Regions from separate parts of the Mus musculus genome. Here all the other regions are linked to region 1. Evidence: chromatin contacts called from ENCODE POLR2A ChIA-PET data. All regions are on one chromosome and are shown on one strand. The core of a region is the stretch at or near the end of the contact, and the rest is flanking DNA. Distances in the headings are between cores, read along the strand shown. Region 1 holds the start of Calm2 (calmodulin 2). Region 2 overlaps Gm46609 (predicted gene, 46609). Region 3 holds the start of 4833418N02Rik (RIKEN cDNA 4833418N02 gene). Region 4 holds the start of Mcfd2 (multiple coagulation factor deficiency 2).

What was found. ChIA-PET counts read pairs that join two places held with the same protein, here RNA polymerase II (POLR2A).
Region 2: POLR2A ChIA-PET joins it to region 1 with 17 read pairs in embryonic stem cell. The contact joins the enhancer-like site here to the promoter of Calm2 in region 1. POLR2A ChIA-PET finds 5 or more read pairs at or near these places in 3 of 5 experiments (Patski and embryonic stem cell).
Region 3: POLR2A ChIA-PET joins it to region 1 with 79 read pairs in Patski. The contact joins the promoter of 4833418N02Rik here to the promoter of Calm2 in region 1. POLR2A ChIA-PET finds 5 or more read pairs at or near these places in 4 of 5 experiments (Patski and embryonic stem cell).
Region 4: POLR2A ChIA-PET joins it to region 1 with 38 read pairs in Patski. The contact joins the promoter of Mcfd2 here to the promoter of Calm2 in region 1. POLR2A ChIA-PET finds 5 or more read pairs at or near these places in 3 of 5 experiments (Patski and embryonic stem cell).

What each region holds. Positions count from the first base shown.
Region 1 is chr17:87,445,540-87,448,338 of GRCm38, forward strand. Calm2 (calmodulin 2) reads right to left here and starts at 1,396. Exons shown (of 6, transcript NM_007589.5): 1 at 1,254-1,396. The coding sequence starts at 1,256.
Region 2 is chr17:87,600,517-87,603,389 of GRCm38, forward strand. It overlaps Gm46609 (predicted gene, 46609), which reads right to left. Exons shown (of 3, transcript NR_169183.1): 3 at 1,767-2,490. Among named protein-coding and RNA genes, the nearest start is that of Gm46609, 12 kb to the right of the region's middle. Within about 2 kb of position 1,575, at least 1 of the 3 ENCODE cell types and tissues checked has a DNase peak (open chromatin) inside an H3K27ac peak, as active enhancers do.
Region 3 is chr17:87,280,839-87,284,077 of GRCm38, forward strand. 4833418N02Rik (RIKEN cDNA 4833418N02 gene) reads right to left here and starts at 1,976. Exons shown (of 5, transcript NR_015506.3): 1 at 1,336-1,976. It overlaps Ttc7 (tetratricopeptide repeat domain 7), which reads left to right and starts at 2,048. Exons shown (of 20, transcript NM_028639.3): 1 at 2,048-2,572. The coding sequence starts at 2,386.
Region 4 is chr17:87,264,587-87,267,636 of GRCm38, forward strand. Mcfd2 (multiple coagulation factor deficiency 2) reads right to left here and starts at 1,361. Exons shown (of 4, transcript NM_139295.3): 1 at 1,249-1,361.

The sequences.
Region 1 (2,799 bases), core at 146-2,645:
TTGGCAAGGGAGTAAAATAAGTATTGCAAATTATCGTCCTCATTAATTTTTTTAAAACAGAAAACACGAAGAGGGACTTATTTTTCAAAGCTCTTTCTAAAATCTCCTGCTCTCTTTTACACTCTTTAAGTGTACAGTTACTGACGGCCATTATTGCATAGGTGAACTGTCCGTAAGAACTAAGATCAGATGGCAACTTCCACTCTGAAACGCAAGTCGTTTTCAAGGAACTCTGCGTGTGGTAGAGGTGAACAGGAGTGCACCTGAGCACTCAAGAATTTAGCGACCCGCCCCTTAATTGCTACTTCCACTAGCTCATGGGGGCCGAAAAACGCCTTTGAGACCCTAACTGAGGTCGGTTGCTTTCCCTTTACGAGCTCTATTTTTTTTTTTTTTGAGAAAGCGCCCGACTTCCAGCAAAAGCTTGTATTCTTCAACGATTTAAAAAAAGAAAAAAAAATTAATCATCCAGTCTGGGTAGCGGAAGCCAGCACCAGATGGAGTGAACAAGCAGCAGCAGCAGCAGCCCTGCGCGGAGGGGGAGGGGGGACTGCTGGGGTCCCCTCCCCCGCCCATCCCCGCAGCGCCGCGGGCCGCCCAGACCTCCGCAGTCCTGCAGGTGCCAGCGCAGCAGCTGGGGCGCGAGCCGAGCCGAGCCGCGTAGGGCGGCGGCTCGGGGCCCCGCGCGCTCACCCCACCCGACCCCCGCGGCGGGGGTCCCCGCACGGGCTGGACCCACGGGGCGCGCCCCCGGCCCGGCCCGGCCCGGCCTCGCGGGGATGCGGGCTAACGGCGCCCGCTCGCCTCGGGGCCCCGCGCTCCTCCCCACCCCACCCCCCGCGCATGGCGGCCGGGCGGACAAAGGCGCTTCCTGGCGCCCGCGCTCGCTCGGCGGTGGCCGTTGGCGGTTTGAATCCGGCCCCCGGGGCTGACCTTTGGCGCCGCCTCGGCCGCAGCCCCTCCTGCTCTGCTCTCTCGACCGAGCCCACGGCCCCGCACCCCAGATCCATCCTCCCCCGGCCAAGCCCCGCAGCGGTCCCCCGACTCATCTAAAAGGGAACCCAAGAGGACAGGGGTGGGGGACACCTGCGACACAAGTGTCGCGGGGGGCCTCCTGGCTTTTTTTTTTTTTTTTTTTTGGTGCCGTCCCTCTGGCGAGGACAGTTCTGAGAGGGGAGGTCCCCTCTTTAGTCAATCCGCTTCAGCATCTTTCCCCGACCCGCGGGGCGCCGGCCGCTCAGCTACGCACTCACCATGCTGCAAGGGCTACGGGTTTCCGAGACGCGACCAGACAACCGCTCGACTCGCTCGCTCCACTCGGACTAATTCTCCTCCTCCGCCCCCAGCTCCTCATAAACACCTCCCTCCGCCTCCCTCCGCCAGATCCCTCCGCCTCATCCAGATAACGGAACCTAGCGAACGAGTCCCGGCCAGCCCCCGCCCCCTCCCCCCCCCCAACTCTCCGGGAGACCCCCTTTCTCCGCAGTCACTGGGCAGACACGCAAGAGAGAAAGGGGAGCAGGGGGACGGATGACGTAAGTGGGTTCCACTCCCAGGCAAGCCGTTAAAAGGCCGGGGGAACCGCGCCTGGCAGGAGCTACTTTGCGGCGCGGAGGAGCACCGCGGTGGCGGTCGACCAGGCGAACCTCGTTGAGCTTGCTGCTGATTGGCTGATTTGTACCTGCAATGCGTCACTTTCTCTCGCAGCCGGAACGCGGTTGCGGCTTCTGCCGTTGCTTGCTCGCGCCGCGCTGTCCTGGCAACTGCGCCAGGCGGCAGCGTGGCTCTCTCTGCGCTCGGCTGGAGGACCTTCTTCCACCCGTCCTGCCTGCCACAGACACACGCACACACTCACCTTCCCGCCCCGTATGGAGGTGCTGCTGACAAAAACAACACGGGCCAAAACAAAAAATAAATAAAACTGAAGGACACCCCCCCCCCCCAGTAAACACCCACCCAGCGCGCCCAGCTTCTCAGCGTTGCTGCATAGGGAGGCCGGTCGTTTTTCATTACACGGTGCCGAACCCATGCAGCTCAGCTGACAAGCTAATCAAAAAAGGGGCTTCCGTTTATGCCTACCCTTCGCTTCTCTTTCCTAGCAGTAATTTATCAGAAAGCTACTCAAACCCACTGTATCCGAGAGTGTGTGCTGTCGGTCTCCCCAAGGAGCCCCTCTGAAATTAGAAGCCCAAAGTAGACAACCAGAAAAGGATGATGGGGGTTAGAGAGGAAAATAAGGATTCCATCCTCAAAATACAGTGCCCAGAGAAGATTGATGGAACAGCCACGGCCCAGAGAGAATTAGGAAGATGGCGAAGGCAGAAAGAACTTCCCAGTTGAAAAAGCACCACCATGCAAACCCTCAAACCGTGGAGAGCAATCACTTTGTAAAAAGCAAGGCAAGATGAAACCTCAACTTCAGAAAGAAGCCTGCCTTCAGGATAGTTTCCCCGTTCAGCAAGAACATTTCGGTGCTAACAGCTATATGCACCCACTCGGAGAGTCCATTTTAACCTCCTTTACCTAAGTTAGACATCCCTCACACCTTTAAACATATCTTTTAATGAAGCCAGAGCTGGGCCCTCTTTCAGTCATGGAAACCAGACATTAAGCGGCCTTCTAATTAGCACTAACAAAGCTGACACCCTTTCGAACGAATGCCCACTCGATGGGAATACCAAACCAAACCAAACCTCAGATTTCTGTTTCTATTATCCTTGCCAATGTGGTGCCCTGATAATACTGAAAGGGAGGAGAGCTAATTAACCTTACCCCACAAATGAGATAAATATCATTATT
Region 2 (2,873 bases), core at 325-2,824, 160 kb after region 1:
CACATTGGAACAATAAATTCCTCTTACTTTTTGCACTGATTCCTGGCTCCACGTGGTTCACTCAGGGGGTCCCTGGTAAGCTACAGCTCGCCACAGACTTCCAGCAGGAATCATCCTCTCCTTCCACCTTCTGGGTCTTAATGCTCCATGGCCCAACCTTTAACTGCTGAGGCATCTCTGGGCTTTGTTTGAGTTTTAAGACAGAGTTTCCTCTGTTTAGCCCTGGCTGCCCTGGAACTTGCTCTGTTGACCAGGCTGACCTTGAATTCCTGAGTTTTGGGAATAAAGGTGTGTCTTAAATTTTTTAAAAAAGATTTATTTCTTTGTTTTATGTATGTGTGCTCTATCTGCATATAAATGCCTGCATGCCAGAAGAGGGCATCATATCCCTGGAAATGAAATTATAGATGGTCATGTGGATATTGGAAATCTAACCCAGATCCTCTACAAAGAGCAGCCAGTCCTCTTAACTATCAAGCCATCTCTCTAGACCCACCTACCTTCATTCTCGTGAATTGGAACTATACAGCTGAAACCAGTATAAATTTTATCAGTGTCTCTAAAATGCTTGGTTAGCAGGGCATGGTGGTGCACACCTGTAATCCTAGCATTCAGGATGCTGAGGCAGGAGGACTGCTGGAACTTTGAGAACAGTTTGGGCCACATATCAAGACACCATCTTTTATTCTTTAAAAAAAAAAAAAAAAAGCCTAGACATTGGGCTGGGGCTAAGAGTGGCTTTCAGAGGTCCTGAGTTCAATTTCCAGCAACCACATGGTGGCTCACAAACATTTGTAATGGCACATGTACACACACACACAAATTAAAATAAAAAGGCAATAAATATGTTTGGTGACTTTTTTTTTTTTTTTTCGAGACAGGGTTTCTCTGTGTAGCTCTGGCTGTCCCGGAACTCGCTTTGTAGACCAGGCTGGCCTCGAACTCAGAAATCTGCCTGCCTCTGCCTCCCAAGTGCTGGGATTAAAGGCATGCGCCACCACCGCCCGGCTTTTGGTGGCTTTTGTTAATACTCTAGCATAGCATCAGGCAACTTGAAGGTATCTTTTTTGAGATATTTGACCATCCAAGTGCAGCTACATAAATTCTAATCTCTGCTGGGCCCTATCTACAGAAACTGGCACTGCTTTGCTTAGCAACTGTAGGGAAATCTCCTTTGGAGAGATTCTAGGAGTGGTAGGGAACAAGACAATGGAGACTCTCACCACGCCCTGGAGGCCGCAGCCTCACCGGAGAGAACTGCAGAAGATTGCCCGGGAACCTGGAATCCAGGAGGTGGGTGGAGCTGGCAGCCATTGTTCTTTGAACATTCAAGGCCCTGGAACCTAATTTGCTAAACTAGAGCTCAAGACATAGATATCCCTGTTTAAATTCAAAGCCAAAAGACACCCAGAGGTTTTTTGTTGTTGTTGTTGTTGTTTTTTTTTTTTTTTTTTTTTTTTTTTGAGAGTCTTATCCTGTTTCTTAAGCGATGTTCCCGCCATAGGCTTCCTAGGTAGGGGGTCAGAGTCCCCCACCCCTCACCCCCGTGCCTTTCAGCCGCTATACCGCAACATGGCCAGCAGGAGGCAGCACTACATATCAGAAAGGCAGAGAACTACCAACGTAAAAAAATAAGAAGAATTGAAGCCTTTGGAGCAGCTCTCTGGTTTCATAATGTTGTCTGGGGAGGGGGGAGGGGGCGGCTTTGCTTTCTTCTGCTGCCTAAATCTGGGAAACCTAAAGCCAGTTGGGAATAATTCTGCTGCTTTTTGTGATAGAGGAAGCTGATTTATTCCCTCATGCGCATGGGCATGAGCAAAACATGACCACCGTACAAGAAGGGCATGCGCGCGTGTGCTCGAGCCCCCCCCCCCCCCAACACACACACACTTCCTCTTCCTCTGTCTAGAGTTTCTCTTCCCGAGCCACTTTAAATTTGCTCTGTAACGCAAGTCTTGGCTCCCTGTTAAAGGAATGCTAGGGATCAGTGAGTAGGGTAGGGAAAACGTTATTTTCAGGAAATGCCCAACCATCCCAACATACCTACGGTCAATCCTACTTTGAAGGCAGGTCAAGCCAGTATCTGATTTCTGAGTTCCTGATCCAGAAAGACAAGCAGCTCTAACTGCAGGCCCAGTCTCCCTGCCTGGATCCCCCCACCGTGGAATCTCACCGAGCTCCCACTCTTCTCAGTACTAACTGTAGAGACTTTCCAGGCCTGTAGTCAGAGAGCTCGGGGTGACTGTCCAACATAAATGCCAAAGAAGTCCCTGTGCGGGATGCTGTCTTTGCCCTGCCCCAATGGGCATGTCCAAGCTACTGTTTGGAGACTTCGAGTTCACCAGGCCCTCCCTCTGCCCTTTGAACCTTCCTGGAGCCTGTGGCTTTTCTCTGGTTCTTGGATGGTTAAAGGGGCATTTCCATTCCGCCTGCTTTCCTCACCGTTGGCCTCTGTGTCTCAGGTGGCAGGGTGTGGTCCCAGCTAGAGGCCTAAATGAAAAGGAAAGACAAAGAAGAAAAAGAAAAAGAAAAGGAAAAAAGAAAAAAAAAATCCCATTCATCATTCATGACGATCCCACAAATGAATGTGACCATTCACATTTTAACAAGGGGAGCCCCCACACCCCAAGGCATTGAACTGTACATGTACAGTGGACTCCAGCTTTTAGAGACTAAATCAGCTAGTATCTATCTACCCAGAGGGCAGCTGTGGTAGGCTGGCCGGCTGTGGTAGGGCAGCCCTCCGCCAACCACCGTTTCCTTCTCAGCTCATGCAGTGACCTCACTCTCTGGTCTGTTCACAGGCTCTCCCACGAAGCCTTTGAGGTTCGTCAGCTTCGCCTCAGCCGCTCCGAGTGTACACTGGCCTGAGT
Region 3 (3,239 bases), core at 726-3,225, 160 kb before region 1:
CCCCCCATACTTCCTCCATGAACTTCATTGTCTTTCTTAGAAACACTAATAAGACTGTTGGGGTCAAAGCTGTTCCTCTTCATGTGGAGCAGTAAAATCATTGGGAGACCACCACGATGTTGGCTAGCAGCTTTGGTAAGCTGGCATCAGAGTGGTCTTGACTAAAGTTAATCCTGAATTTGTCTGTGAGATACAAGATTATGTAAATTAAATAAATAAATAACATTACTTTTCTTTAAAAAAAAAAAAAAAGGATCTTGCTATGTATCCCAGGCTGGCCTTGAATTCTTTTTAATCCCCCTGCCTTTAGTTTCCAAATACTATGACAGCAGGCGTGCACCACCACATGCAACAAACCCCACTTGCTACTTGCCTTTTATCTCACCAGATGTTATTAATGCAGTCACAGCTCTGTGACTTTTTCGTTTGTTCTTTTTCCTATAGGTTTCCACTCTCTCTTCCTAATGCTGGTCATTAGAAGATGAGGATCTTGGCTCTGCTAGCAAAGAGCTGAGACGCGGTCAGGCGCCTGGAGGAACACTTGCTTTGTATCTGAGGCACGAACTCTGTGCCCTCCCGTGCCCACACTCAAACTGATGATAGAGTCAAACAGACAAGAGCTAATGCTCTCTGCAGCCAGTCCTCCAGTATTTGCAACCGTGGTTGACAAAAGAATGGGAAGAAAAGATGGGGTTTCTTTGTTTCTATCAGTCTACCCTTCCCCTTTCTGTCAATCCTGCTGTTCCCTCTGGCCCCAGGGGTATCTCCCACTAACACTCTGACTAGGTAAATTGAAAACGCATTCTCAGGATACCCAAGTCAGTCTTTCACTCTTTCTGCCTTCCCCAACCCTCTCCCCACCCCATCCCCCTGCCCCACCGCCTCCGTGAAACCTAGTTCTGCAGAACCTCAGGTTCTGCACACAGGGGCAGGGAATCTTGCCTTCCAGGGAGGAAGGGGGCTTCATTTCGATCACACGGAGGAGCTGAAGTTTTGATAGGGACCGGCCCTGGTAATGGGCGTCAGGAGCCTGTGCTCTGATAGACCCGAAAACCTTAGTTCTGTACTGAAACTTGAAGCTGTAAATTTCCCGGCAGCAAGGGGCAGGGAGTGGAAGGACCTCCCGGAGAAGTAGAAAGCGGTCAGTTTCGAACTACTGAAAAGCTTGCCTGAAATCATTCTCGAACGTTTTCGGAATGGACCTCACAACAAGTGACTTAAGTACAGGCCCTGGGGATTTTTTTTTCAGTGTTGGCTGTGGTTTTAGCTACATCCTCAATTCCCAGGCAGGATTGACAGCTCCAGTTTCACCGAGGGTGGGGTCACGATACTTGCCTTCTAGCCAGGGTAGTCCTGGCTCCGCCCTCCAAGCCCCGCCCAGAGTCCTTTGAACTTCTGGGCACCGCTGGCCTTAGAGCGGAGCAGAGCGGAGTCGGGCGCTCCCTGGAGTTCTGATCAGCCTTTAGACACCAAAATAAAGTAGCAGCAAGTGGAAAATCAGCTGAGATCCTCTTTTAGAACCCAGAGTAGGCATTCCGATGGAAAGAGGAGTCCGGCAGTTAAAACAAACATAAACCCTCTCCGAGTTGGGGACATCCGAAGAGCTTAGGGACTTGCCCCGGCCGGTCTATCCGCAGCCCTGCGGGCGGGCGCGTTGCATCCGACCCGGATCCGCCAAGAGCCCGGGACCAGGACTGTCCTGTCGGCCGCTCCTCGGATTTGTGACGTGCCTCAGGCTGTGGCGGTGACGGGGCCACCACACAAAGCCGGGCGGTCCGGGCGGAGGACCCCAGGCCAAGAGTCCTGACGGGATGGGGAGGGAACGGGGAGCGAGGCGCCCCCGGGCTCCCGGGCTCCCCGCAGCATTAAAGTGAGCACCCAGTCAGCGGCGGGGAGCCGGCGGAGGGCGGCCCGAGATCGCCGTGTGCGCGCTTGGCTTCTGTGGCCTCGCTGGCGGTCGGCTCGCCTAGCCCGGCGGGGGATAGCCACGCCCACTTTGGGGTGGAGCCGCGGCCCGGGGAGGTTCCGCTGTTGGAGACGCCCGGGCACGGGGCGGGAGCTGTGGCAGCAGCTGCTGCACAGGAGGAGACAGCAGCGTCAGGAGCTGCTGCAGCAGCGGCGGAGGCTGCTTCTGGACGCCTTGGGGTCGCGCAGCCGCAGCCCCAGTCCAGAGGCTCCAGGCGGTGCGGTGGGCGCTGCCGCCGCCGCTGCTGCTGCTGCTGCTGCGGGCCCCTTGCCGTTACCCGGGCCCCCTCTGCCACCCGGGCCCCGGATGCCGTCTGCACTCCCGTCAAGCCTGCTGGAGAGTGCTCCCCAGCCTGGACGCCGCCCCCGGCCTGGTCTCCACTCCTCCGCCGCACCTCCCATGACAGCTCCTGCTCGAAGATGGCTGCGAAGGGCGCGCACGGCACCCACCTGAAGGTGGAGAGCGAGGTGGAGCGCTGCCGCGCCGAGGGCCAGTGGGACCGCATGTTCGAGCTGGCCCGGCATCTGCAGATGCTGGGCATTTCCGGCGGCGGCAGTAGCAACCGGCGAAACAGCCCGAGCGGCAGGTTCACCACTCTGGACACCGGTGAGTGAGGGAAGGGCAGATTCGCCCGGAGCGAGCGCGCGAAAAGCACCGCCTCGTCCAGGAAGCGCGACTCAACCGACCCGTCCCGGAGCCGGCGCTGGGTGCTACCCTCCGGCTTGCCGAGGCAGTTAGGAAAGTCGTCTGTCCCAAGAGAAAAATCGCTTTGCAGATTGGGTGTTTGAAGAGAAGAGAGAGAAAGAGAAAAGTTTGTGCTCTCTGCCTTTTAAGGTCACGTGGGTAACCCTACCCTGAAATGGAGGTTTCTGTAGGTATCAGAGAAGTGCATTCATTAGACCGGACCGTTGCCTCCCTAAACTGTCGAAACTCCCTCATGTTAAATTTGTTCCTCTGTGTCTTCTCTTATTTTCCCCTCAAATAAAGTTGAGACCAAGCTCTGTCCACAGCAGACTTAGACCGATGCGTTTGGTCAGAGAAGAGGCCGGCGAACCTCAGTTTCTTCGCCAGTGGCGGACACTGGCCCCATCCAGTCCTGGCAGCCTGTGGCTTTTGCAGCAGGGCTGGTTTAGTTGGGCTGGGCTCTTGTGCTGGGGCGGGAAAGCACCCTGATGGGGTAGAGGGAGAACCCCGCCCAGTCTTCAGACCCAGATCCTGTTTCGGGTGTCTTGCTCTCTGCGGTGGGAGAGGTTCAGAGCCCGCCGCGTGTGCA
Region 4 (3,050 bases), core at 111-2,610, 180 kb before region 1:
TTTGACAACACCCCAGACATCCTGTTACACGGAGCCAAGGCCAACTGACTAGTGCTTCCTAGTTGTAGTCATCTCCATGCTCTTGAAGTCCAAGTAACCAGCAAGTTTCTGGGTTACAGAAAGCCCCCACATGGGCTGAGGTTGAAAACTTGTCCTGAATAGGCTGGTGTTTAATAGTCTGGTCCATTTGTTCACTGGGGGATTCCAAAGGAATGCCATGCTACCCTTATAACTAACATTTAACTAAGAGCCTAGTTACATAGGGAGAGCAGAGCTGTGAAGGCTGTGAGAACAGTCAGACGCCTCTCGACAGCAAAACACAGGTCACTAAAGAGGCACTCCAGGGGTATCACACACACCCCCATCCACAGAAAGCATGAGAAGAAATATTTCAACCCAAAGCAAAGCACGCCCCTCCATATGGCAGTGAACACCTAAACATGACTTAAGTCCAATCCAGAATATTCAGATGAGGAGGGGCAGGTCTTGAGTAAAGTACAAAGACAGTGAGTGAGTCACAACAGGCATTGCAGGAAGGAAAGAAGAGCTTGGAAGGGCAATGAGAATCCACAGAAGGACCTGGGAATGGGGCAGGGTGGCTGAGCGTGTCTCTACCTCCCCTGTACTGGACACGTTGAGGAGGGTCAATCAATATTAAAGGAGCAGAAAAGAGAGCTGATTGCTAAGGCAAGGTGTCTGGAAAAGTGAGAGTTTTGAATAGGTTCAATGTATTTGATGAGTGTAGGTAAGAGTGACGCCCAGGCCTCTGGTTTGGGCATATGTGTGGATGGAGGTGCCATGTCCCAGAAAGGGAAAACGAGACAAACGAGCATCCCTTGTCTACCTAACCTCCTAGGCTCAAACTAGCCAACCCTGTCGAGACAACAGGACCTGTGGGTCTGCCCCGAGGAAGGTGGGGGAGCCAGAGGCAGATGGAGTAACGCCTGAGACCCGCGTGCTTCCAGGCCAGCCAGGGTCCGTGTCCAGCCCACACAGCTGGCCCTACAGCCTAGTACTGAGACTCCCAGCAATGGGGTGAGCGCAAACAACAGCGCGGTGCTCAGCCGGGCAGACACGTCTGGCCCCCGAAACCCTCTCGGAAGACAGGCTGCCTCCGTGGGCCACAGGTCCCGCTGCGCCCTGAAGGTCCGCATCCTCCACCCCGCCACCCGGGCCTCCCATTCTCGAGCCCCAGGCCGACCGACCTCTGCCCCGAGGGTCAGGCCTCCGGCCCGTGGGTTCGCTCACCCCGATAATCCCCGACGCAGTCGCGAAGCACTCCAACGTGAACCTTGCCAGCTGCCGTCCCTGGGACGCTTTTCTCCGCACGCCGGTCCCGCCCCTCGCCCAGCCGCGCACGCGCACAGCCTCCCGCCCGCCCACCAACGCTGCCGGCCCCGCCCCCTGTGCGACCCGATCCAGTGGATCCACGTGTCCCCTGTGGCTGGCGCGGCCAGACCCGCCTCCCGAGGGCGACACCCTACTGCTAGGGCCCTGGGGAGGCCAAGAGGCGAGCTGGTTGCTAGGCAAACCTGAGGCTCCGGAACGTGGCTCACCGTGGGTTGTGGGCTGCAGGATCCGGAGGAGGCGGACTCCGAAGCTGGCCAGCCTCACCTTCTCTATACTTTGACGGATATCCTTGCTTCCACTACAAACTGAGAGAGTAAAACCCCTAACTCCTGTCCCAGTGAGGCAGCCGGTACTTCTCGGGGATCCTGCGTTTCCAAGACTGACCTGCTTCCATTTTCTTTTTGCTCCATTCCCTGAGCCGCAGCCTCAAGATCCAGCTAGTAAAGTTCCTGAAATCGTCTGGTTTTGTTGTTTTCTTTGAGAGAAGACAATATATTTAAAAAAAAAAAAAAAAAAAAGGATCCTGCCCTTTGATATTAACAAAATTGTCTTTCAGTGAATGTGTATAGATACAGATAGATATATGAGCTTAGGACTGTACATTTTAAAATTCCTTCTCTCCTTTGTATCTTTGAAGATACATAATCGTATTTTTTTTAGATGCACCTACATCAAAGATGGAGAGAGATTATATCAAAGCCCACCCCCACCCCCTCTTCCTTGTAGCCTTGAAAATTGCCCAACAGCACCGTTTTTGTCTCTTTGTCCCACTTTCCAAGATTAAGATTTCAACATTATCCATAGGGAGAGAAAGCCTCTTTCAAGAGTCCCTAAGATATTGCATCTCATTCCATCTCATTCTGAAGGTTAGATTAATTTGGTCCAGTTCATTCTGGGTACCCTGTAGTTGACTGCATTGTACCTACGATCCTTTGTCCTGGGAGCTACAAATGCAGGCAGTTTATGAAGCTCAGTAAGTAGAGACTGGACCGAGGGTAGCCTGGAGCATTCTTCACCTCACACCTCCTAGACTTTTTGTTTTGTTGCTGATTTGGTGTTTTGATTTTTCGAGACAGGATCTCTCAGTGTAGCCCTGGCTGTTCTGGAACTTGCTCTGTAGACCGGGCTGCCCGCAGACTCAGATCCATCTGCTTCTGTCTCCCAAGTGCTGGGATTAAAGGTGTGTGCCACCACTGCCCTGCTCAGACTTTTTTCTAATAAGCACTTGCCACCAAGCCAGATACTCCACCTTCTCTGTGGATGCTAGCTTTTGTCATCTTTCTCTTTCTACTGGATCATTCTTACCTGCATAGATGCTTGCCCTCTGGTTCTTTCCTACAATGCTATTGAAATGGCCATCTCCATGCAAACCAGGTCTCTTCTGACTTGCTTATTCCTCGAAGTCAAACATGGCTCCCATTGTCTCCTTTGTTTGAATGCTGTGGAGGTGGGTTTGAGTTCTGCTATGCTCAAGCTATGCTCAGTGTGACACACAGTCTCCTGCTGCCTGCTGATCAAGATGCAGAACTCTCAGCTCCTTCTCCAGCACCATGTCTGCCTAGATGCTGCCATGCTTCCCACCTTGATGATAATGGACTGAACCTCTGAAACTGGAAGCCAGCCCCAGTTAAATGTTGTCCTTTGCAAGAGTTGCTGTGGTTATGGCATCTCTTCACAGCGATTAAAAACCCTAAGGCACA